Regions from separate parts of the Homo sapiens genome. Here region 2 is linked to region 1. Evidence: read pairs that join two places in POLR2A ChIA-PET (ENCODE). Cell type or tissue: PC-9. All regions are shown on one strand. Links, peaks and the distances in the headings refer to the core of each region. The heading gives the core; the rest is flanking DNA. Region 1 overlaps MCFD2 (multiple coagulation factor deficiency 2, ER cargo receptor complex subunit). Region 2 overlaps CALM2 (calmodulin 2).

The links. ChIA-PET counts read pairs that join two places held together with the same protein. Peaks named below come from ENCODE experiments on the same cell type or tissue, not always from the same donor. Only the 100,000 strongest peaks of a DNase experiment are listed, where the experiment ranks them.
Region 2: POLR2A ChIA-PET joins it to region 1 with 32 read pairs; 18 of 35 experiments call an interaction of 5 or more read pairs at or near these places.

Annotation. Positions count from the first base shown.
Region 1 is chr2:46,906,501-46,914,929 of GRCh38, forward strand. MCFD2 (multiple coagulation factor deficiency 2, ER cargo receptor complex subunit) reads right to left here. Exons shown (of 4, transcript NM_139279.6): 2 at 2,523-2,677; 3 at 1,310-1,469. The coding sequence starts at 2,671. It overlaps MCFD2-AS1 (MCFD2 antisense RNA 1), which reads left to right. Exons shown (of 2, transcript NR_199007.1): 2 at 384-2,178. Among named protein-coding and RNA genes, the nearest start is that of MCFD2, 5.1 kb to the right of the region's middle. In PC-9, for the core only: no CTCF peak of the experiment used is centred there; a DNase peak (open chromatin) is centred at 3,431; H3K27ac peaks cover 2,367 bases.
Region 2 is chr2:47,152,813-47,170,099 of GRCh38, forward strand. CALM2 (calmodulin 2) reads right to left here. Exons shown (of 6, transcript NM_001743.6): 3 at 9,707-9,850; 4 at 9,474-9,580; 5 at 8,911-9,046; 6 at 7,272-7,992. The coding sequence ends at 7,964. STPG4 (sperm-tail PG-rich repeat containing 4) reads right to left here and starts at 2,496. Exons shown (of 7, transcript NM_001163561.2): 1 at 2,359-2,496; 2 at 145-204. The coding sequence starts at 2,439. RefSeq lists an enhancer at 3,014-3,173. In PC-9, for the core only: no CTCF peak of the experiment used is centred there; no DNase peak of the experiment used is centred there; H3K27ac peaks cover 1,952 bases.

The sequences.
Region 1 (8,429 bases), core at 2,276-4,775:
TTTGAGACAGGGTCTGACTCTGTCACCCAGGCTGGAGTCCAGTAGCACGATCACAGCTCACTGCAGCCTCGACCTCCCAGGCTCAGGTGTTCCTCCCCACTACCCTCCCACCCCGTCACCCCAGCAGCTGGGATTACAGGCAAGCATCACTATGTCCAGCTAATTTTTGTAGAGACGGGATATCACCATGCTGCCCAGGTTGGTCTTGAACTCCTGGGCTCAAGCGATCCTCCTGCCTCAACCTCCCAAAGTGCTGGGATAATAGGCATGAGCCACTGTGCTTAGCCTGGCACAAGATCTTGATTTCAGTGTCTTCACCTAGAAAATGGGAGGGTTTTGTTTGTTTTTTGTTTTCTGAGACAGGATCTCGCTCTATTGCCCAGGCTGGAATTCAGTGGCAACATCGCAGCTTGCCACAGCCTCAACCTCTCAGGTTCAAGTGATCCTCCTACTTCAGCATCATGAGTAGCTGGGACTACAGGCATGCACCACTGAAAATGGAAGTATTAACAATGCCTGCCACTGCCTACTCAAGATGTTGCAAAGATCCAACGAGATCTCTAACCTACTTGAAAGGGCTTCAGAAACTTTGGAGCACCATACAGTATCACACAAGCCCTCAATTACTGCCACGTCCCTGAATCCCTTGGTGTCAATTCACCATTAAACAACTTCTCCCTTGCTCTGCAGTTTGAATACGGTCTGTCTTTTAGGCACTGATTCTCATACTCTGGTGTGTAACAGAAATGCCTGTAGCACTTAAAGATACAAATGCCCAGCCCTGGGACTTCTGCCTCAGCAAGTTATCCTTTGCGGGAAGGATCGTTGGACAGAAAGAGGCAGAACACAGAAGAGAAAGAAGCAGCAGCACCTTTTTTTTTCTTTTCTTTTTTTCTCTTTTTGAGACAAGGCCTCACTCTGTTGCCCAGGCTGAAGTGCGGTGGCATGATTATGGCTCACTATAGCCTCGACATCCTGGACTCAAGCAATCCTCCCACCTTAGCCTCCTGAGTACGTAGAACTACGGGCATGCACTACCAGGCCTGGCTAATTTTTTAATTTTTGTTTTGTTTGTTTTGTAGAGACAGGGTCTCACTATATTGCCAAGGCTGGTCTTGAACTCCTGGCTCAAGTGATCCTTCCACTTTGGCCTCCCAAAGTGCTGGGATTACAGATGCGAGCCATCATGCCCAGTGGAGAAGCAGCACTCTTGGCACATAAGGACAACACAAGTCAACAAGACTGGGGACCAAATTAACAAAGGGAAGCCTTTCTGTGATACAGTCCCCCAAGCCACTGCCAGACCTACCTCCTTATGGACATGAGTGATGGCTGTGGAGAGTTCTAAGCCATCAAGCAAATTATTGCCATCATAATCATGCATTTTGAAGTAATGGAGCTGCAATTCTTGTGGCGACATCTCCGCCTCTGGTTTGTTGATGACACCTTCTAGATGCTCCATGATATGCCTAAAAATCAACAGTCAGGTTCAGGCCAATTGACAGATACTGGGATCATGCTGAAATCTTAAGGACTCTGAAAAGTTCAAGATCTTAAACTTCCTCCAGCTCAGAAAAACAAACACCAGCAGTGGCAGACCACACTCAAGGATTACACAGAGATAGACAAGGCCTTGAGAGGAGCAGGAAAAGTCAAATAGACCATCTGTTATGCTGGCAGGATTAGGGTATTCTTTCCTCTTTATTATTAGAATTTTGTTATAACATTTTCAGGCCATCAATTTAAAAATATGTCCTTTAAAACTTTTTTTTTTTTTTGAGACAGGGTCTCACTCTGCCACCCAGGCTGGAGTGCAGGAGCGTGATCTTGGCTCATTGTAGCCTCAACTTCCCAAGCTCAGTTGATTCTCCCACTTCAGCCCCCCAAGTAGCTGGGACCATAGGCATGTACTGCCACATCCAGCTAATTTTTTGCAATTTTTTAGTAGAGACAGGTTTTCCCTATATTGCCTAGGCTGGTCTCGAATTCCTGGGCTCAAGTAATCCACCTGCCTCAGCCTCCCAAAGCACTGGGATTACAGGTGTGAGCCACTGCACCCAGCCTTAAAAACAAAGGATAACCGAGTATAATGCGTGAGGCTAACTGGCCCAAGACAAAAGCTGCAACAAATGATTCAATGTTTGAATGTGTTGATTTAAAAAAGGTCTTGTTATAGTCAAGAAACCTTAGCTATTTTCTGGATTCTGCTACTATGACTGTGTATGTGTACCTGTGTGTCTATTTGTATGTGTGTGTGTCTGTCTGTGGTGAAAAAAAGGAGAGACCGGATTCAGACAAGTAATGTGCCCCATTTGGGCCTAAAGATCTTCCACCTGTGATACAATGATGAAAAAAGAATACCTGACTTATAGGTGGCAATAAGGAATAAGAATCATCCTTGAAGAATGTCAAGGAGCCATAGAAACAGGAAGAAGGAAAGGAGGACTGAGCATGCCCTTGCCGCTGGCTCAGCTGCAGATGATGGGGAGGCCACTGGACCACAGCCCGGGCTGAATACGTACTCTTGGTCGTGCACTGTGTTCTTATCCAGGCCCATGCTGCCGGGTTGGGAGAAGCTGGCTGCAGGCTCCTCAGCCCTGGCGCCTGGGGCACAAAAGGCCCAGAGCAGGCCACACAGGAAGGGGGTTCTGAGCAGGGATCTCATGGTCATCAATATCTGTGAGATGGGAAACACAGAAGAGGAAGGCAGAGCATCAGAGCAAAGGTTTCGTTCAGGGCTTGACATGGTATGATCCTGGGAAACCTGATGAAGCAGTAAGGTTAGGAAGAGAGCTTGTCAAACACGGCCCAATGCCAGCTCTGCTTTGAGACTGTGGGATGACCCTGGGCACTCCAAGTCACTCAAATGGCAGGGGAAGGCTCACGAGGTTTCCTGAAGTGCCTGCAGAGTGCCAAGCAACACGTGAAAGCTTGAAGGGACTGGAAGATTATTCTTGCCTCCCAGAAGTTATGGTCCCCTGAAAGAAATATTTTCTATCAAGAGCACCAGGAAAGGCAGCCAGCAAGTTATATCAGATTATCAGAGAAAGCGAAAACCCTCTAGGAGTTCAGGGGAAGAAATCTCCTCCGAGTGGAGGAAAATCAGAGAAGGCTGATAGAGCTGGTGACACTTCAGCTGGGCCTGGACAGATATGCAGGGACTGAAGGACCACAGGAATGGTGGGAGCAGAGTGGCAGGTGCCCACAAGCGGGAAAGAAACTACAAGTAGTTCAGCTGGGCTGCAGCCTAGAGGGTAGGAAGCAGACAGGACAGAGGTGGCTCCAAGGCCTAGACAGGCTGTACTGGACAGGGCTTTGCACACTAGGCCAGGGCTTGACATCTCCTGCAGAGAAAGACAGGAGAGTCACTTACAATTCATGAATGGGAGGTGAGATCAGAGCTTGGTTTCAGAATGACTCATCTGGCAGCACAGTGGGGAAGGCATGAAGTGGCAAAAGCAAGACTAGAGGCAGGAGCATGGTAGCCAAGGGAGTGGTAAGGCGGGTCAGATCAAGGTCTGCGGCAGCGGACAAGGTTCTGTACCTCCTGGGTGGTAACAGTGGCAAGTAACTACAGTGAGCGGGCACTGGAAAGAAAAGTTACAGAGAAATCAGGATGCCATCAGGAACTCCCAGGGTTTGGCCACACTTGGAATTGTGGTCAATAAGATGACAGTCAGCTACAGAGCAAGCTCTTGGAGGGCAGGGAGAACTTTAACCCCACCAGTATTACCCGCCAAGGGTCAGGCAGGCCTTTAATAATTGTTGATTCAATGGAAAGTCTTGGTCTGTCCTAGGGCTGACAGACTGACCTCAAAAAGGAAGGTGAAGGACAGCCAGGTGACCTACATACAAAAACAAAAGACCTGACCGAACACTCACTTCCCAACAGGCAAAACAGATTCTGCTAGATAACAAGGCCAGGGATTTCTAACAGGTCAATTGTAGTCCACAGCCCCAAACCAGCAGTGGTAAAGACAAACCATAAGGCACTGGTCATCCCCTTTACATGCTACACACAGGGCTCAGCTCAGAAGCTGTAGCTGTCTTTGTGCCTGGGGCTGAGAGGTAGAGGTGTTATAGTCCCTCTTACCCATCCTAAAAGGCTCTCAGGGCAGAACCCTGAAAGTGTGAGTATGCCACCCTACAACACTTAGAAAAATTTCCCAAATCCGTTTTTCCCATTACCAGTATTGCTTCCCATGGCCCCCTCCTTAAAGGGGACAATAGTCACTGGGATGTCTAACTTCCAGGATAGGCCAGGCATGGTGGTTCATACCTGTAATCCCAGCACTTTGGGAGGCTGAGGCAGGAGGATCACTTGAGGCCAGGAGTTTGAGATCAGCCTAGACAACACAGTCAGACCCCCATCTCTACAAAAAATAAAAAATTAGCTGAGCGTAGCAGTGCACCCCTATAGTCCCAGCCACTCAGGAGGCTGAGATAGGAAGATTGCTTGAGCCCAGGAGTTCAAGGCTGAAGTACACTCCAGCCTGGGTAACAGAGTGAGACCCTGTCCTCCACCACCAAAAAAAGGAAGAAACTTCCAGGGTGCTAAAAAGCACCTAGAATCTAGTCTACTTCTAAACAGTGACATCAAAATGCAATCTGTCTCAGACCTTTTATTTTTTAATTTTTATTTTTTTGAGACAGAGTCTTGTTCTTTCGCCAGGCTGGAGTGCAGTGGCGCAATCTTGGCTCACTGCAACCTCCGCTTCCCAGGTTCAAGCAATTCTCCTGCCTCAGCCTCCCGAGTAGCTGGGATTACAGGTGCATGTCACCACGTCCAGCTAATTTTTGTGTTTTTAGTAGAGACAGGGTTTCACCATCTTGGCCAGGCTGATCTCGAACTCCAGACCTCAGGTGATCCACCCGCCTCGGCCTCCCAAAGTGCTGGGGTTACAGGCATGAGCCACCGTGCCCGGCCACCTCAGACCTTTTATATCTGTAGTTTAAAAAAAAAAAAAAGCAATATGTCATACTTAATAGGAAAGAATGCTCAATATATATTGAATGAAAAAGAACAGGCTGCAAAAAAGCAATAAAGAATAATACACTTTTGTAAAATAAAAATGTGTATTTCCTACACAAACTAATAACAAAGATTATCTTGAGACATGAGATTAGAATTGTGATTTTCAGCCGGCATGGTGGCTCGTGCCTGTAATCCCAGCACTTTGGGAGGCCGAGGCGGGCAGATCACGAGGTCAGGAGATCGAGACCACCCTGGCTAACACGGTGAAATCCCGTTTCTACTAAAAATACAAAAATAAAAATTAGCCAGGCGTGGTGGCGGGCACCTGTAGTCCCAGCTACTTGGGAGGCTGCGGCAGGAGAATGGCATGAACCCGGAGGTGGAGCCTGCAGTGAGCCGAGATCTGCTACCATTTTTTATGAATATGTATTCAATGTAATCTATCCCATAATTTTGTCCCAATACTATATGGATCGGATACAAAAGGAGTTTCCGGTTAATTCTTATCTCCACAAAATAATTCAGAAACAGTCAGAAACTACACTTCCAATTTTACCAAATAAAAGTGCCCAGACCTTGGCCAGGGACAGTGGCTCACATCTATGATCCCAACACTTCGGGAGGCCGAGGCAAGTGGATCACTTGAGGTCAGGAGTTTGAGACCAGCCTGGCCAATGTGGCAAAATGCGTCTCTACTAAAAATACAAAAAAAAATTTGCTGGGCATGGTGGCGTGCACCTGTAATCCCAGCTATTTGGGAGGCTGAGGCACAAGAATTGCTTGAACCCGGGAGGCAGAGATTGCAGTGAGCCAAGATCACACCACTGCACTCCAGCCTGGGCAAGAGAGTGAGACTGTCTCAAAAAAATTTTTTAAACGTGTCCAGACCCTGACAAGGCCACTGCCACTGTACCTGGTACCACAAAACAAGGTTTCAGGTTACTCCTAGCAGTGACTGCCTAGGCCATAGCAGAACAACTTGTTCTGACCACACATCTTAGAGTTCTGGGACAGGAAGGATCAGAGAAGGGAATCAAGCTCCTCCCAAGCCTTTCAGACTCATTTACATCAAATGTCTCTTTCTCCAGTGAGGTCTTTTCAATTCCAAGTCTGGTGTAGGTATTCGTCCTGCAGGCTCCCAAGTGCTTCCCTTCAGAAGGCTCCCGTCCACAGCTGATGACAGCTGCAAATTAATTCTTTTTTTTCTTTTGTTTTCTTGTGTGTGAATGAATTCTTGAAAAACTGCCTGATTACTTGTCAGTGCCCCTTGCTGGATGGGCTTTAAGAGGACTTGGACTGAATCCACATTCCCAGTATCAGGCACAGTGCCTGGAACAGAAGCTGCTGGTTCTTAGCCTGTGTGCCATGGTCCTTGGGGAGCTGGGGGGATTACCACCTTTGCAGATATGCTGCCAATTTTTAATGTCACTGTAACTGAAGATGAAACTTTTCTTTTGGAGATATCTATCATGGAACTCATGGCACCATTTCCTCCAACTATGTGATTGGATGCTTAGTATATCAATTTGGTGTGTGTGTGTTGGGGGTGGGGGAAATTCTATTTAGATAACACCAAAAAGCAACCAAGTGATTAATCATGTAGTAACTATGAGTCCAAAATATCCCTTCTTTAAGGGAGGTGGGATAAAGGCCAAGAATCACTGATTTTGAACTTGTCTCATTTTGGTTTGCTGTTGCAGGTTTCTAATCATTGGAATGCAACAAAAGCCAAATCGATAAACATAAAGAAAAAAAATTCCTCCAAGTGGTACACTGAAAACAGGGAATCGGGCTGGGCATGGTGGCTTATGCCTGTAATCTCAATACTTTGAGAGGCTGAGGCAAGTGAATCACTTGAGCCCAGGAGTTCAAGACCAGCCTGGACAACATGGTGAGACTCCCTCTCTAATTAGAAAAAGAGAGAGAGAGAGAGGAAGAAAGGAAAGAAGGCAGGCGAGGGAGGGAAAGATAGAAAACAGGGAATCTAACTGCCACCTAACAAATTAAACTGCTGACAGTCAAGAGAAAGCATAAGCAACTCCCTCTACCCAAATAACAGGTTGCATCATCCATGCTCTAACTACTTAGCTCAAGGCCATGGGCTAACAGCCTGAAGATAAGCCCCAGCTCACTGGCCTTCTTTAGGAAATTATAAAGGCCAGGCTGAAGAAAAACCCAACGGAGGAGAAATTTCTGCAAAGGGACTTCAGGGCACAACCCATACCTTGAGACAGCCCTCACAAGGCGCAGCCTCAGTCCTGGGAGGGCAGTGCTGGACCATCAGGAGCAGTGCGCCTCCCAGTGCCTTGGCTGTCACAGTGCTCCCCTCCTGCTCTGCCAGCCTCTTCCTGTACCACAGCCTCCGCTCCTACTGGTTCCATCTGTCCATCTCCAACTTCCTTCCAGGACAGGTTCAAATGTCACCTCAGGATTCTTCCAGCCAAGACCAATTGCTCTCTCATCCGACCTCAGTCTGTAGCCTCTCACACTCATTTGACCTGAACATACGATCACAGGTTGTTCTCCTTTTCCATTTTTCTCTTTTCCTCCCTCTCTGAGAGTCAGGACCCTCTCTCCTCTGGCTCTCATTTACCTTACTGATCTCTGCTGAGCTGACCTGGCTCATCGCTGAATCAGGGAAGTGAGTCTTGGCACCTAGGTGTATTGTTCCCTATCCCACAGCGGATCTAGCCTAAGCTGGAACTTCCTTTGGAGGCTTCCAGTGGTTTGACCTGGCCCAACCCTTTCTTCCTGGTGTGTCATCAGTCCTATCAGCACTAAGTTTGGGGCCAGCCTTCCTGCCAGCAGCTAGTAGCAGCTTCTCCCTCAAGGGGCCCTTGGTTAAGAATTCAAACCCAAAGCAGCCAAACTCACCAACATCCAGACATCCTGTACCCACAGCCAATGCCAAAGAAAAACTGACCAGTACTTTGTCACTTACCCCTGTCATGGTCCTGGAATGAAGGCAAGAAAATAACCAACTTCCTAAGCTAAAGAAACCTCTACACGGACTGAGGGTTGAGAATTGGTTCTGAAAAAGCAGGCATTTAATATTAATAACTTGATCTATTTGTTCATCTAGGGAGCCCAAGGAGCACCCATGCTGCATTTATACATTTAATGACCGTACTAACAGCACAAGGTACTGAAGATAGTACTATGACCTCGACAAACTCCTCTCACACAGATTACAACCTGGTAGAAAAGAGAGACCGGCAGGCAGACACCCATGGGGTACCACGAAATCCCCAACTGACACCTGAAATAACACATAAAGGATAAGAAGGATTATTTCAACCAAAGGACAGTGCCTCAGACATAGCGAACATACTGAAGGAACATGTAAGCCCAGAAGGAACTTGTTCTGATCTAAGAACCAAAAAAGATTCAGTATGGTTGAAGACACAGTACAGTCGAGACAAATGAATCTAAAGTTAAAGGAAGACAGGTCATG
Region 2 (17,287 bases), core at 14,725-17,224, 260 kb after region 1:
ATTTTAAGTATGACATGAGGTCCATGCAGATCTGAACAATCACTGTTTTCTTACAATTTAGTGTTAGTCTTAAAAGCTATAATTGATTAAAATATTAATGGAATAGGAATAATGTGAATAGGAAAGACTGAACAATGTACATACTGTTAATGCTATTCTCCACCATCCTTCTCTTTCAAAAGAGGAAGTCTTTTGGGCTGGTTTCTGTTAACAAACACAAAGTATGCTTATTCATTTGAGAGGTGATCCCTTGAAATTAAATATAATTTATAAAACATTTGCTTGAAGAAATTCACACCCATACCCAACTGATATGTCTTCATTAAAATAAAAGCTACATAATAATAAATTTGCCCATATTTCCTTAAATTGTTATTTTATGGTCTTAAGTCCTTTCAAATAACTAAATTCCCTTTGATAAAATTAGAGTAATAAACACCCCCATCTCACAGAGATGTTGTAAGTATCTTAAATGTGACAAAATGTGGTGTCCTTAGGAAGAAAAGAGTTAGGCTTGAAGCCAGACCGACTTAGGCTGGAACTCAGCTCTGCCACTTACCAGCTAGGTGCACTGGGTGAGTTACCCAACCCTCGTGCTTCCTCACAGTAGTATAAAAATAAGGCACTACCAGAGTTGGCATGAGAATAAAGCATTGTATGCCAGATGTGGTGGCTCACGCCTGTAATCTCAGCACTTTGGGAGGCCAAGTTGGGTGGATCTCTTGAGGCCAGGAGTTTAAGACCAGCCTGGCCAACATGTTGAAACCCTATCTGTACTAAAAATACAAAAACATTAGCTGGGCATGGTGGCACATGCCTGTAATCCCTCCTCAGAAGGCTGTAATCCCTACTCATGAGGCTGAGGCACGAGAATCACTTGAACTCCGTAGGCAGAGGTTGCAGTGGGCCGAGATCACATCACTGCAACTCCAGCCTGGGCGACAAAGCAAGAAGCCACCTCAGGGGGAAAAAAAAGACTAAGGCATTGTACTTATAAAGACTTGCATATACAATCAGTGCTTAATAAATGGTAGCTTTAATTTTTAACATCCCATTTGCCAAGTTAAGAAGCTGATTATTTTGGTATTCCTCAGTTTCCAAGGAAGCTTTTGTCTTCATATTTAGTACTCTATACCCATTCATCCATTATTATTTCATATTTATTTCAGCCCATTGTCCACAGAACACAACCGTTTAGTATATTGCTGTTTGTCCTAGATAAAATCATTAAAATGTTGAGTTCTCCTTTCATTTATAATGCCTTTATTACTATAAAATATAGGTCATCAAGCAGGACTGCATTAAAAGTAATAATCAGTAAAACTGATATAATTCATTCTTCCTGTCTAGTAACTTAAATCTACTGTACTTATGAGTACCACTGGGCTTTATTTTATTATGAAATATGTTAATTTCTTTAAAAAACATTTTCTCATGACACTGCTAAAGCTGAGCTTCTTCTTTGATACTTCTTCGCGAGATTTATGTTGAATCTTCTCTGTTGCACTTTTATAGTCACAGAAATACAACTTTCTCAGGCAGGTCAAGACAGGCCTCCCACCCCTACCCCAGAATAAGGAAAATGAGATGGGAAGGAGAGAGAAGTAAACGCGATCAATCTAATGGAAGACAATTGGCAGCTGCTGTTTTGTTTTGCCCAAGACAGGTGATCTAAATTCCATCTATCTACCACTTTAAATTCACTCTAAGGGGAAAGATAAAAGATTAGGTTAAACAACCCTCACCCACATTTATTTTAAAATGTAACAAAGGCCAGCCATGGCGGTGCATGCCTGTAATCCCAGCTACGCGGGAGGCTGAGGCAGGAGAATCCCTTGAACCCGGGAGGCGGAGGTTGCAGTGAGCCGAGATCACACCGCTGCACTCCTGCCTGGGTGACAGAGCGAGACTCTAAAAGAAAAACGTAGCAAAAGTAGCTTCAAATATTTTTATAAATATTAAAGTAGGAGGCGGAGCAAAACGTGTCTAGTAAAACTACAGAAGGAAAAACCCAGTCTTCCGGCAGATGGAGCGGAAAGGGAAAGAAATCCAATCACCATATTAAAGCAGTTGTCCAGTTTAATTAGTAGTGGGAAGAAGGGAAAAATACAGAAAACAAAGGGCGAAGGAGAAGGAAAAGGGAAGAAGCAAGGGGAAAAGAAATAAAACAAAGGAAATGTCCAATAAAGACCAGGAAGGAAGGTCCGCAGGTGGAGACGTGCGTGAGGGCAGGGAGAGAAGGGTAGGAAGAGGGAACGAGAGCGGCACGAAGGCCTGGGATTAGAGAGCGGTGGGAAAAGGGTAGTGGGCCTGGTGAGGGGAGCAGGAGCCAGGCCGGCAAGGGGCAGGCCATCTTACCGAAGCTGTGATGAATGATTCTCCACCCACCAGGTCTTCCCTTATTGAGGTGGAAGCGGTGGCGACGGCTGGCTGGTCCATGGTGGCCTCCTCTCTCTCTAGGCTGAACCTGAGCTCCGGTTGCTAGGAGGCGGGTGTGGCCCGTGGGCTCCCGAGCGCGCGCGCCTGGGACCGCTCCGGGGGACCCGCCAGGTTTGTCTTTAGTGCTGCAGGGAAGGGAAGCGGGCACGCACTTTGAGGTCCCGCGCGAAGAACTGCGCAGAGGAAAACCCTCGAAAAGAGACGGTTATGAAAGCTTGTGAGAAGAAAATCTAGAGGGCTCTGGAGTTGCTAGAGAGCCCTCGGGTAAGGATCTGCGAAAAGGGAGGCTTGTTAAGGGCTTGAGCGTACCCACAATCTCCATTAGTTCCCTTCCAATCCACCACCAATCGCACACCCCAGACAGGGAGGCAGTGTGCTTGGTAGGCATACTTAAGAGAAATCTGCCTTAGCACCCACTTTCTAAGATTGTTTCTAAGCTCCTCCAAATAGAAACTCTGGGGCTGACTTCTCTTGCTTCTGACTTGCAGAGTGGAGTGAGCACCAGACACAGCCGGTTTCACTAGCTGTGAAACCACAGACCACCCCATTCTTCTCAGTATAGACCCTTTTTATTGTCAGCCTCTCTAGGCTGTAGCTTCTTCTTAACCTAGGAACATTCTCACCTTTAAAAACAAACCCTCCACAACCTTAATTTCATTTTATACAGTACCTACTGTATTCCAGGGACTTCACACACATTAGTCTCATTTAATCTTCATACCAACCCTACAAAGTAGGTATTAGTTTCATTTTCTGGATGAGGAAACAAAGGTTTCCTTGGACGTTTAGCACAGTTCACTCAGCATCACACACAAATGGCAGAACCAGAATTAAAATCCAGACCTGACTCTAGAGCTCCACTGCCCTATACCATGAAGTTTCTGCTTCCCTTTACAAACTTTCAAGAGTAATATGGACTCTTTTCTCACTTCCCATACTTTCCTTAAAACATCTTAATCTGGCCTGCACACAGCTTTTAATTAAAATTGCACCTGAACTCACCAGGGATCCAAGTGCCAAATCCAGTGGGGATTTTCAGCTCTTATGAAACTTGGCCTTCAATTTTCATTGCTGCATTGATTATTCCCTCATTCTTGAATCACTCTCCTCCCTTGACTACCAGGACTTGGACGCTGGTTGCATATAATGACTTATTCTGTGCTTATTTCCTTGTCTATAGAGAAGGGGATAATAAAATTGGTACCTATCCACATAGGTTATAAAAAAGATTAACTCGAACTGTTCACAACCATGTCTGGCACAGTGCAGTCAGTAAATGTGAGCTGTCATTACCTTTAGGACAAAAGCAACATTTACAATCCAGTCTCTCGCTTCTCTCTTTTTTTTTGAAACGAAGTCTCACTCTGTTGCCCAGGCTGGAGTGCAGTGGCGCGATCTCACTACAACCTCGGCCGCCCGCCACCATGCCAGCTAATTTTTGTATTTTTAGTAGAGACGGGGTTTCACCATATTTGTCAGGCTGGTCTCGAACTCCTGACCTCATGATCCACCCACCTCGGTCCCCCAAAGTGTTGGGATTACAGGTTGAGCCACCACACCCGGCCACTTCTCTTATTAGGATGGCATGCTCTGCTGTATCATGCTTGCAAAAACCCCAAACATGCCATCTTCACATTTCTATTTGTCTCCACATATGCTAGCTCTTCTGCATGAAATGCTATTCTTTTCTTTGACCACCTGGAAAATCTCAAGGGTCAGCTCCTCTGAGTAGACCTCTAAGCCTAATCCACTAAGTCCCAAAGGACCCTGTGCCTATCATTGTTGGAAGATTCATTTTATGACAAATCGTTTCTCCTCTAATTTTAAACACCCAAAACACGGTTTTTAATTGACCCCTTTGAACACAAGGACTAAAATATTTGTTGAATAAACCACTGACTAGTTTTCCCCTCTAAGTAAATCCAAGACTAGATTACAGCAGTGCTTTTCAAAAATTGATATGCATACAAAATATCTGATGATCTTGTTAAAAAAACAGATTGATTCCAATTCTGGGGCAGGACCTAAGATTCTGCATTTCCAACAAGCTCCTGGGTGATTCTGTAGGTGACTTTTTGAGGAGCAAGAGACTAGAGGACTTCATCTAGTTTCTTAAAATACTGGGATTCTAAATTCATTTAACATAGCCTTGAAAAAAAAAACAGGCACTAGGTTTAAAATGAACAACTGAAATTAGAAAGTGAAGAGGCAATACCAAAGTTCTCACAAATGTTAAGAGATTAATCAAGTCCATTCCCTGTGCCTCATTTCATTTTCTTATTTTGGCTGAGCCTGTAAAACTGGCTCAGCAGACTAGGGACTGGTACCCTCGAGACTAAAAGAATATGAAAGGTACAGAGAAGTCCAGAAACCCATACAAGGTGTGACATTAGAGATGGGAACATCTAGATGAGAAAATAGTTTAAGTATCTCAAAAATAGAAACAGCATGGGTCAATGATTTCAAGGACTATCCACAAAGCAGATTAAGCACGTAGGATAAACATAGTGTTCCTTTAAGAAAACATTATCTTATATAGTATCACTGAGATTTATTTCCAGATTATTGTAAGTTTCAAAAAGGGGGAGAGGCATTTCTCTTGAGAATACATATCTATAATTGAGCTCAACAGTGCCTCTGTTACATATCAGATCTTTAAAATTGTTGCCGTCTTCTAAAAATTTTAGGAAAATACGTTACACCAAGGGTGATATTTAACTGCAATAGTTGTTTATTGGGAGAATCATCTGAGAGCAAACATGCCAGACAGTATTATGGTTGGTACAATTACCAAAATCCTATTAATATAACACTAATAGTATGGTTAAGACTTGAAGGTGGGGCTGGGCGAGGTGGCTCACACCTGTAATCTCAGTACTTTGGGAGGCCGAGGTGGGCGGATCACAAGGTCAGGAGTTTGAGACCAGCCTGGCCAACATAGTAAAACCCTGTCTCTTCTAAAAATACAAAAAATTAACTGGGCGTGGTGGCGGGCGCCTGTAATCCCAGCTACTCGGGAGGCTGACGCAGAATTGCTTGAACCTGGGAGGCAGAAGCTGCAGTGAGCCGAGATTGCGCCACTGCACTCCAGCCCAGACAACAGTGCTAGAGTCCATCTAAAAAAAACAAAAACAAAAACAAAAACACAACTTGAAGGTGATATCACAGTCCTGGGTTCCAATAGGATTATGTTGTAGGAAGCATTGGAACAGATTTGAACCCAGCTCATTATGACCACAGTTAAATTATACAATCATTCTACTCGTTTCCTGTAAAATCAAAATGCCAAGACTTCGTGACTTTTGTAAAGATTTCAACAATAGAAATGACCAATTATGACATAGAAGAGCCCAAAAAATGTTTCTCCTACCTTTGTTGTCCTTGTTAATTATACCTTGATATCAATTTATATAAACCTCATTGTTGACGCTGGAAAAACACAAATTGACTGCCTAAGTCCCTCATTTTTCAGGGTCATAACTGGTTTAATAGCACAATTAATGGAACACTTAATGCAAATGCCAAGGACAATGTTAAGGGCCTTACTTTCATTATTTCACTTAACTTTTAAAAAAGCCCCACTCATAATCCCAACACTTTGGGAGGATGAGGTGAGGGGATCACTTGAGCCCAGGAGTTCAAGACCAACCTGGGCAACATGAGTCCCTGTCTTTACAAAAAACAAACCTTGTTTGGATTTCCTTTCGACAAAATTTACTACATCCAATTAAGGGGAGTAGAGTGCACATCTAAAATCTTCCTATTTAACTGATTACCCGAGTATGTGATACCATTAGAACTATCAATGCCTGTAACTTCCCTTGCTCTAAAACATACTAATAGTAGTATTAAGATAGTCAATGGGGCAGTAACCTGCCAAATAATGAATTACCCCTGGGAAATTAAAGACCTTGTAGCTATAATAACCAGGTAACAATTACACTCAATGTTTTAATCTTGGCTCTGGTTTGCTATGGAATCTTTCATTAAGCATTTAAAAGGTACTTTAAAAAAATAAAAACCCTGATAACCACCTTTGGAGTAGCTCAAATTATAGAGAAAGCAATGATAGAAGCCAGCAAAAACTAAAACAAGGTGTAGTCATTGCCAATTTACTCCTAAAGACATCTTTTTTTGCAAAATGTTGCAGATGGGCAAGCTGAAAATTCTCATCTTATAGAATTAAAAAGCACAATGAATAAAATATTAGTTAATAGAAGTAAAACTATAAGGATGCTCACCCCAACTAGATTTGGTTTTTTTTTGAACATGCAAACATTTAAAACATCACTGCACAGCTTAAGTCAACATGGACAAATGCCAAAGTTGAAAACTATAAAGGTAGGAAACAGTAAATACCTACTTTATGCCAATTCCCATACTAGGTACACTTAAGTTTTTGAGTCTTTCATTGGGGCCTTTTGAAGTTGTCAAATACAATCTGGATAAAGAAACAAAACAAAAAACTTGCCCCTCTTTTCCCATGACTGCCACCATCTTGTTCTGTGGGCAGAGGCAACTCACAGGTATCCTGGATCTAACACAGTAGCACAGTACGACACACATGGTGGTGGAGGAATGTTGTGGGCACGCATGATGGTGGCCCCCAAAAGGTGACTACACTAAGCCAGCCCCCATAGATCCCCATCTTTTCGGCCTTCCTCTTCAATCTCTCCTTAGTTACACCCCTTATTTTGTTCCTCTTATTTTCTGTGCTTCTCTCCCTCTTTTCTCACTTTTCCAATCCTTTTCTCCTTCCTTTCCCACCTTCACTATTTCTGCCACCCATCTCCATATGCTTCCCCACACGAGAAAAAATTATCTAGACTATACCAAGCAGAAACCAATGCCATATTTTATTTTCAAAATTATTAGACTTCAACAGTTAAATGACTCAGATGCAGAGCAACCATTGGGTAAATTGTAATTTTTTTATTGGAAAACAAATATACAACTTGGAATGGATTTTGAGGCAAATTGTGCCATAAGCAGATTTTAAGTGGCTAAACAAAGTTTAAAAAGCAAGTAACAATAAAAGAAAATGTTTCTGGTACAGGACCAGCAGTACAAAAAAATAGTGTACGAGTACCTGGATAATACACCCGTTTTGCAATAGTGCAACTTTTAAGTACATATTGTTGACTGTCCATAGTCCACGCAGAGTTACAACTCCACACTTCAACAACAACATGCTGACAGTTCCTAAAGAAAACTACTTTAAAAAAGGCATAACCCAGATGTTCCCTCATTTGACCAACTCCATCTAAGTTTAGATGTGCAGAAGGGCTTAGATATATCCAGAGTAAGCCACATGCAACATGTTACTTGATCAATTTTCTAAAATAAGGTTTTAGGACAATGACAGTAAGATAAGGGAAGAAAACATGGAGGAATGAAGTCCTAATTACTATACATGCATATTTTTTTGACAGTAGGGAGAAACCTTTTACAGATAAGTTACAAACAAAGAAAAGGCAAATAAACAATTTTGTACAAGAAATTTAACACATTCTGTACAAGGTCTTCACTTTGCTGTCATCATTTGTACAAACTCTGAAAAAGAAGAAGTACACAAAAAATGAGTCAATAGCAAAAGACCAAAAAAAAAAAAAAAAAAAAAAAATCACATTTACTCAATTACTGAGTACTCTTTCCATTCCTCTCTTTCCTCAGAATTACCATTAAGTACAGAGGGAAGCTAGTTTATTGCCCAGGCTGGAACTTCATTAACCATAACTATTCAGGTTTATTAGTAAGAGCCAAATTAACGCTTTAGATAGGCCAATATAAAAAAGAGCATTCTTGGCTCTTAGTTTAGACTTGAATTTTAAGTCTGCTGGATTACAAGACAATATTGTAAATTCAATGCTATGGGCTAGGTTTAATTTTTATAACATTACATTTTATGCTCTTTTCTAAGTTAAGTAGTTACATCATGAAAAAAATACAGAGTTTTACTCAAAATCCTTCAGTTTCATATGCCTTGCTTCCTGATATGGCCATCTTAAAAGTTAGTAGATACGATACTTTTGAAGCACATGTAAACTTCAGTTTCAGACTAAAGCCAATTAAAGAAAAAAGACAATACAGTGCGGGGAAAGAAAGTCACATTAATTTCATTTTAGGAAACTTGGAATAAGTTTGCTTTCCACATTGTTCCACAATCACACAAACACTGAACAGTGCTTCTCAAACTTTATACATGAATCACCCAAGAATCCTATTAAAATGCTGATTCCAGGTGTAGGGATAGAACCTGATAGTAAATATTTCTAAATTAAGTTCTCAAGTCAGAGCAATGTTACCTAGTCTGCAGACAACACTCTGAATTTTAAGAAGGTTAAATGTAAGTAACTGTTTTAGCAACCTAATTTCAGGGGAAGGGTCACTAATTTCGATCAGTTCCCTAACAAAGAGCCTCTTATCTTAAAAATCAAAGTGAAGAATGAGGCGTGAGACTGAAACATTTACCTTCATAGTTTACTTGACCATCACCATCAATATCTGCTTCCCTGATCATTTCATCAACTTCTTCATCTGTTAACTTCTCTCCAAGGTTTGTCATCACATGGCGAAGTTCTGCAGCACTAATATAGCCATTGCCATCCTAGCAAAAAATTTAGTATAGTTTCTGAGTCAAATTACAGACTTGAGAGTTGGAATGGAAATTTATTAAGTTTACTACTAAATTTCACATTGGGGGAAAAACATACTTTAGAAATGCATACAAATCTACACAGTTGACCTACAAATGTCATTAAGAGCCAAGCAAAATGTCCTACATTGAAATCATTATTTCCTAGTCCCAAAGTCAAGTGACACCTCCTTTGACAAGATGAACGCAATACATATATTAGAAAGTCTATACTGAATTCTTAAAAAGCTTTTGCTTGGTAATTAAAATATGTTGGTAAATCATCAAAAAAAAAAAAAAAAAAAAAAAAAAAAACAACCAAAAAAACACAAGTCTTCATAATGAGTCCTGGTATCTTCATTTCATCCTCAAAATTTAACATATCCAGTCCTTGACGTACCTTATCAAACACACGGAATGCTTCTCTAATTTCTTCTTCACTGTCTGTGTCTTTCATTTTTCTTGCCATCATTGTCAGAAATTCAGGGAAGTCAATTGTGCCATTACCTGAAATGGTTTAGTGGAAACATCAAAGCTTTAGTGGAAACATATAAGCAAACAGCAAAGGTTTAGTGGAAACATCTAAGTATCACTTCTTCAACCCCTCCCAGCCCCACAAAATTGAAGACTTACCATCAGCATCTACTTCATTAATCATGTCCTGTAACTCTGCTTCTGTGGGATTCTGCCCAAGAGATCTCATTACAGTTCCCAATTCCTTTGTTGTTATAGTTCCATCACCATCTTTGTCAAATAGTGAAAAAGCTTCTTTGAATTCTGTTTGAAAGAAAGACCACAATCCAAATACACAGATTAATAATAAAATGTAACCTAAATGAAACGTATTAACTCTTAAAGCCTACTCAGTGGTGGGATCGTGCCAGTGAACAGCCACTGCACTTCAGCCTGGCCAAACTGTAAGACCCCACGTCTCAGAAAAACCCAAAAACTTTTAACGGAAAAATACCAATGGAGGTAGCAATTGAAATGTGACTTTGACTCCTAAAGATTAACCAATCTTTATGATACCTTATGATAATATTTCAAATATATCTTTGACCAATCATACCACTGTACTTTCATGCTGACCTAAGTAAAATTATCCTAGGTTTACAGAGGAAAAGAACCAAATCCCCAAATGACTGGCTCCTCTGTCACTGAAGCTGCTCTGTGGAACATAATTCAAAATTACAGACCTAACCTACACTCACAAAACAAAAATAAGACTACTGGTACCCAAATACGTATTTCTACAGAGTAATTAAACTGTTTCTGTATACTGTGTTTAGAGTTAGCCACTATGTCTAAATCAATCACCTACTAAATTAAAACAGGCTACTTTCCCTTTCTAGTAAGGCAGGAGAAGGGACTATATAAAGAGTCTATAACAATGGGCTGATCAAGATATAAATGTCCAGTTTTAGCTAAATGCATGTCACTGAGAACAAAGATCATTTTGAGCTTTCTTTGGAATATTAAAACCCCAACCTTATATAGTGAAACTGATTATTCCTCAACATCTTGTTGTGATAGTATGTTCCTTCCTGCTGTTGTTTTTTTTTTTGAGATGGACTTTCGCTCTTGTTGTCCAGGCTGGAGTGCAATGGTGCAATCTCAGCCCACCGCAACCTCCTCCTCCCAGGATCAAGCAATTCTCCTGCCTCAGCCTCCCGAGTAGCTGGAATTACAGGCATGCACCACCACGCCCAGCTAATTTTCTATTTTTAGTAGAGATGGGGTTTCTCCACGTTGGTCAGGCTGGCCTCGAACTCCCAACCTCAGGTGATCCGCCTGTCTCTGCCTCCCAAAGTGCTGGGATTACAGGGCATGAGCCACTGTGCCCGGCTATATGTTCCTTCTAATACATCACTAGATTACATGGAAACCTCCTGCTGGTGCAACACTCCAGACTACCTGGCTTCATTCACCATTTACAGATAAACTAAAACAAGCCAGGTGCAGTGGCTCACACCTGTAATCCTAGCACTTTGGGAGGCCAAGGTGGGCAGACTGCCTGAGCTCAGGGTGAGTTCCAGACCAGCCTGAACAACAGGGTGAAACCCCGTCTCAGGCCGGGCGCGGTGGCTCAAGCCTGTAATCCCAGCACTTTGGGAGGCTGAGGCGGGTGGATCATGAGGTCAGGAGATCGAGACCATCCTGGCTAACACGGTGAAACCCCATCTCTACTAAAAATACAAAAAAATTAGCCGGGCGTGGTGGCGGGCGCCTATAGTCCCAGCTACTCGGGAGGCTGAGGCAGGAGAATGGCGTGAACCTGGGAGGCAGAGCTTGCAGTGAGCTGATATTGCGCCACTGCACTCCAGCCTGGGCGACAGAGCGAGACTCCGTCTCAAAAAAAAAAAAAAAGAAGAAAAAGAAAAGAAACCCCGTCTCTACTAAAACACACACACACACAAGCTGGGTGTGGCGGCGTGTGCCTGTAGTCCCCCGTCTCTACTAAAACACACACACACACACACACACACACACACACACACACACGCTGGGTGTGGCAGCGTGGGCCTGTAGTCCCCCGTCTCTATTAAAACACAAACACACACACAAGCTGGGTGTGGCGGCGTGCGCCTGTAGTCCCAGCTACTGGGGAGGCTGCAGCAGCAGAACTGCTTGAACCCGAGAGGCGGAGGTTGCAGTGAGCCGAGATCACACCACTGCACTCCAGCTTGGGCAACAGAGTGAGACTTGTCTCAAAAAAAAAAAAAGAAAGAAAGAAACTAAAACAGACTAACTTTGATACTGCAAAGTTATACCAATCAGTAAATAATAAAGCTAGTATTTTCCAAGTAAGTCATTTCCCAGAAAATATTAGACCCTATCAGCAAATGAATACAAAAAGTTTCCAAGTTCATTGGGCCATTAAGCTTTCCCAACATAGCCATACATTTGAAAATTTATGTGACACATGTGTAAGAAATGGTGTACCTTCTTTACGGTCCAAGGCCAATTTATTCCCTGCCTGCTTATCCCTAACTCCAATTCGCGTACACCTTCCAGTTTCATTCCGTATTACCTCTTCCCTGGACTCAACTATTCTTCCACTAATTTGCCCATTACCACATAAATATCTTCACATCGCTTAGCCTAAAACTAAATTGAAACCTTAGTTATATTTTAAATGCTTGCCCTTATCCCTCCCCAAATTTTGGAAGGCACTACTACTCATACCAATTTCCTCTCTCCAAACAATCCACTATTTTAAAATGACATCCAGCTCCAACTCATCACCTGAAAATGCTGAGTTTACCAATGACTACTAGTCAGTCACCCAATCCATCAAGCATGCTTCAATGTGAAGCCATATGGCATAGAAACTAAAATGAGACTTTGTAACTTGACTACTGGGTTAGAATTTCCTAGCTCTGTTTCTTCTTCTGGCAATGCAATATGGACAAGCTACTAAACCTTTTCTGCCTCAGCTTCCTCATTTCTGTGAAATGACATAAATGTGCCCAGTAAGTGGGGTGACACAGTATACCATGCCCACAAGGGGTATTCACCTGGTCACCCCCCATAAAAAAATTAGTATGTGTCAAACACTTAGAACTATGTCCAACAAATACATACTTAATAAATGTCAAGATAAAGACTATCTCATTTTTTTGCAGCATCCAAAACTGCATGGAAAAACTCTCAAAATTTTTCTTGGCCTTCGTAACAGTACTTTGATTTTCCTCCTACCATATACTGCCAAAGGCTCTTACTCCTGTCTCTTATGTCTAGATGTGACCAATTTTATCCTTTTTTTCCACTCCTTGGCCACTTCATCTATACCCACTTACAACGAAGATATCTTTAGTCTACCCATCTCGCTCAATAAATGTCTTTATTTCTGGCTGTCTACAGGATATAGCTCCCCTGGCTGATGACAAGCAAAACATATGAAAATGAATTCTATACTCCCAGGCAACCCTAAAGGTACTAGCAAAAGCCCAAGAGCCACTTTTAACTCTTTCAGTCTGAAATCTGTCAACAGGTCTCGAATTCTATCATTTAAATACTGCCTGATTTTTCCTCCATCTCTACAACCAGTATTTTGGTTCAAGGCTCCATCGTCCTTTGCCAGGGCTATTACAATTGCCTCCTAACTGCATTCTTTCTTATTTAAATATTACTGGTTTATAGAGGAACTCATCTAATACCAATCAGAAGGTTCATACCACACTAATTGATTTTATGAAGATAGTATACAGTGCTAACCTAGATCAACCTAATGACAAAAATAGATCAGGGAGTCTCCACCTACAAATAGCACAATTGATAAAGACATTTCAATTTTACTGTTTTTAAACAGAATGTAGAAATATCTAGAAATACATATATTGGAGTTCAGACACATTGCACCTTTCACCTAATTTAGGTTACAAGAAAATTAAAGGACTTTGAGGTATTTGTTTATATTACATTCTCTGCTATGGGTATCTTTTAACACCACCATTAGGTGCATAAATTCCCAATGTTTAATTAGCAGTAATCACCTTTCTATTACATGATTTAACAAAAAGCTAAATACTGGAAGATGCATAGTGTAAGACTATGTATAACTTTCGAGAAATTTAAAAATCTAATAACACTTAAAATGTTTGCTAGAATAAGTAAAATGCAGAAAATAAAACCGTATCTATGCTAATACCATTTGTTATTCATTCAAGAAAGGAACAAATAACATTTCTTTTAAAGGTCAAGGTTTATTCCAAATTTTTACTTGTATTTTTATACTAAAGAGTAAAAAATACCTGTAAAAACTCAAAATAATAAACCCCAAAGTAAAATTTTAATTCACCTGCCTTTACAGTTTTCCTGTACTTCAGAACTAGCGTAATCTTTATGTATAGAAGCATATAATTCTAAACTGTAACTCCCAGGAATGACCTGAAATTAAATCCAAGAGTCAAAACCTAAACACACAATAAAGAGAACAGGTCCTGAATGCCACAGAACAGCTATCTTCTACATAATTGATAGATATAAGGAACCTACCAAAATCCATTTTAGCTGACCAAACTGAAACTTTCAGAAAAATCTATTACTCAAGTTTTATTTGTTCATTAGCAACCCCAAGGCCCTTCCCTAATTAGTTTATTACCTAAACATATAATTTTATTAAAATAACATGTTTTAAAAATTTTATTAAAATAGGTTATCACAAGACAATTACAAAACAAATCAAATGACTGTTTATTAACTTCTATTTCTTCACAAAATTCTGAACTTAATAATCCCTTAAAGATCATGTACTGGAACTCTTTTGGCGCTTCATGCAGTTGTTGCTATACATTGAGTAATATTAATATTTTTCTCAAACAAATTTGGACCTTGAAAATTTAATGAAAGTTTAGGTACAGACTTCTTAAGGAAAAAATACTGTACATTTTTCCTATCAGTCTTCCAAAAGTCAAACAGCAACAACTAATGACATCATGGCAGAGTTATCAACAAAATGAAATTGTTAGTGATGTCATACTAGACTGGAATGCTTTATACGACCAAGTAATATAAAAAATTTTAGGCCGGGAGCAGTGGCTCATGCCTGTAATCCCAACACTTTGGGAGGTCAAGGTAAGCGGATCACCTGACGTCAGCAGTTCAAGACCAGCCTGGCCAACATGGTGAAACCCCATCTCTCCTAAAAATACAAAAACTAGCCGGGTGTGGTGGTGCACGCCTGTAATCCCAGCTACTTGGGAGACTGAGCCAGGAGAATTGCTTGAAGTTGGACAGCAAAGGTTGCAGTGAGCCAAGATCATGCTACTGCACTCCAGCCTGGGCAAGAGAGTGAAGCTCCGTCTCAAAAAAAAAAAAAAAAAAAAAAAAAAAAAAAAAAATTTAGTAACTTCATCTACACAAGGATGTTAGCGGTCACCAGCACTTACAACTAAAAAAAAAAAAAAAAAAATTTTTTTTTCTTTTCTTTGAGACAGGGTCTTGCTGTGTTGCCCAGACTGGTCTTGAACTCCTGGGCTCAAGCAATCCCACTGCCTCAGCCTCCCAAAGTGTTGGGATTAGACATGCGCCACCATGCCCAGCCACCAACAATTACAATTTACCAGATTAAAAAATTGCCTTCATCTCAAAGGTAAACACTGAAATATACCAAATTTGGGAGGAAGGGACTTGGAGAGTAGGCAGAAATCTTAGGATAGTAGTGCTCTAGAACTTTTTTGTGTTACACACTCATTGAGAATAAAATTTATTCAAGGAATATTCAATGATTACTATGTGGCAGGTACCGGGCCTACAAAGTAGAACAAAAAGGTCCCTGACCGCACATGATTTTTATTTTAGTAGCATAGAAGTTTTGGTTCCTCTGCCCTAAATCTTAACTGAAACCTGGAGGTCCAAGGAATGGCTTTAAAGAAATCTGTGGTCTAGGAAAAGGCAGGATAAGAAGAGAACCTAAGAACAGATTTTTTTCCCTCTACTCCCATTGGAAACCTAATTTTATGATGAAAGCCAAGAAAAGATAGGATTTAACTTAAAGACAATAAAGAGAACAGGTCCTGAATGTCACAGTTTTGATGAACTACAAGTATTCTTTATAAGAATTCTACCAGGCCAGGCATGGTGATTCACACCTGTAATCCCAGCACTTTAGGAGGCTGAGGCGGGTGGATCACCTGAGGTTGCGAGTTTGAGACCAGCCTGACCAACATGGAGAAACCCCATCTCTACTAAAAATACAAAAATAGCCAGGTGGTGCATGCCTCTAATCCCAGCTACTCGGGAGACTGAAGCAGAACAGCTTGAACCCGGGAGACAGAAGTTGAGCCACTGCACTCCAGCCTGGGCAACAAGAGTGAAACTGTCTCAAAATAAATTAAAAAATAAAAATGCTATCAATCACTGAAGAGGGATCCTCTTATATTCAATAGACACAAACTTTTTTTTTTTTGAGGCAAAGTCTCGCTCTGTTGCCCAGGCTGGAGTGCAGTGGCATGATCTTGCCTCACTGCAACCTCTGCCTCCCAGGTTCAAGTGATTCTCCTGCATCAGCCTCCTGAGTGGCTGGGATTACAGGTGCACGCCACCATGCCTGGCTAATTTTTGTATTTTTAGGAGAGATGGGGTTTCACCACGTTGGCCAGGCTGGTCATGAACTCCTGACCTCAAGTGATCCGCCTCGGCCTCCCAAAGTGCTGGAATTACAGGCGTGAGCCACTGCGCCCGGCCAACAAACTTTCTTTTCAAAGAGTTGTTTAAGAGAGCAGACCATCAACTATGCAATGGCACACTGAGTAACGTTTTCTACCCTAAAGTGAACATGCTGTACTGCATACAGTTGGTACCTGTACCTGACTGGGAATATTAAGAAATGTATTACAGAAGGTCAGAGTTTAAGAGTGAAAGTATTAGACAGCCTGAGACAATTTGGGAAGGAGACAGTATATTTATAAAAAAAACTACTTCAGAAAAACATTTTGACGATACATTTACTTTGTAGAGATGGGGTCTCACTATGTTGCCCAGGCTGGTCTCAAACTCCTGGGCTCAAGTGATCCTGCTGCCTCAGCCTCCCAAAGTGATAAGATTACCAGCCATCAGGCCCAGTCTATTTTTTTTGAGGAGACATGAGATCAAATAGGTGATACCTTTAAAACAGTGTAACTCAACAAAAAAAAAATTATTCCCAAAACTGTTTGCTTTTTGTTCATAACAGTCAATACATGTAATTTACCAACCTCAGAAAGTAAAAACTAAGTTTAAGTCAAATTACACAATAAATAAAAATAAAACCTGCTTAAATTTGTCTTTAATACTAATAGCTTTCTACCTACAGTCCTATCAAATAGTATTTGAGGTGACTAGTGTAATTCTGGTATCCCCCAAACTTCTATATGCTTATGGAAGTGGGGAGCTTGCTTTAAATGGGCTATATAGTTCCAACTGGGCTTCTCAGTTTTCTCCAGCCTAAGAAAAAGTGCTCAAGTGCTTTTGAGCTCTTATCAAACCCTTCCTGCTTACTGTGAAAACTGTGGCAAATAAACTGCTTGGTGCTCATGCTAATAAAAGTGTCTAATGAAAACAAAGGAATAGTTTGCAAAGCATTTCAACACTACAATAAAAAAAAAAAACAACTCCGGCAAGGGGGGAAAAAAAAGTTTCCCCAACATTGACATTAACCAGCCATCTCAATGTACAAGGATAAATCAAAAGTATTAATGTTCTATGGCATGGCATAAAGAGAACATGACATCA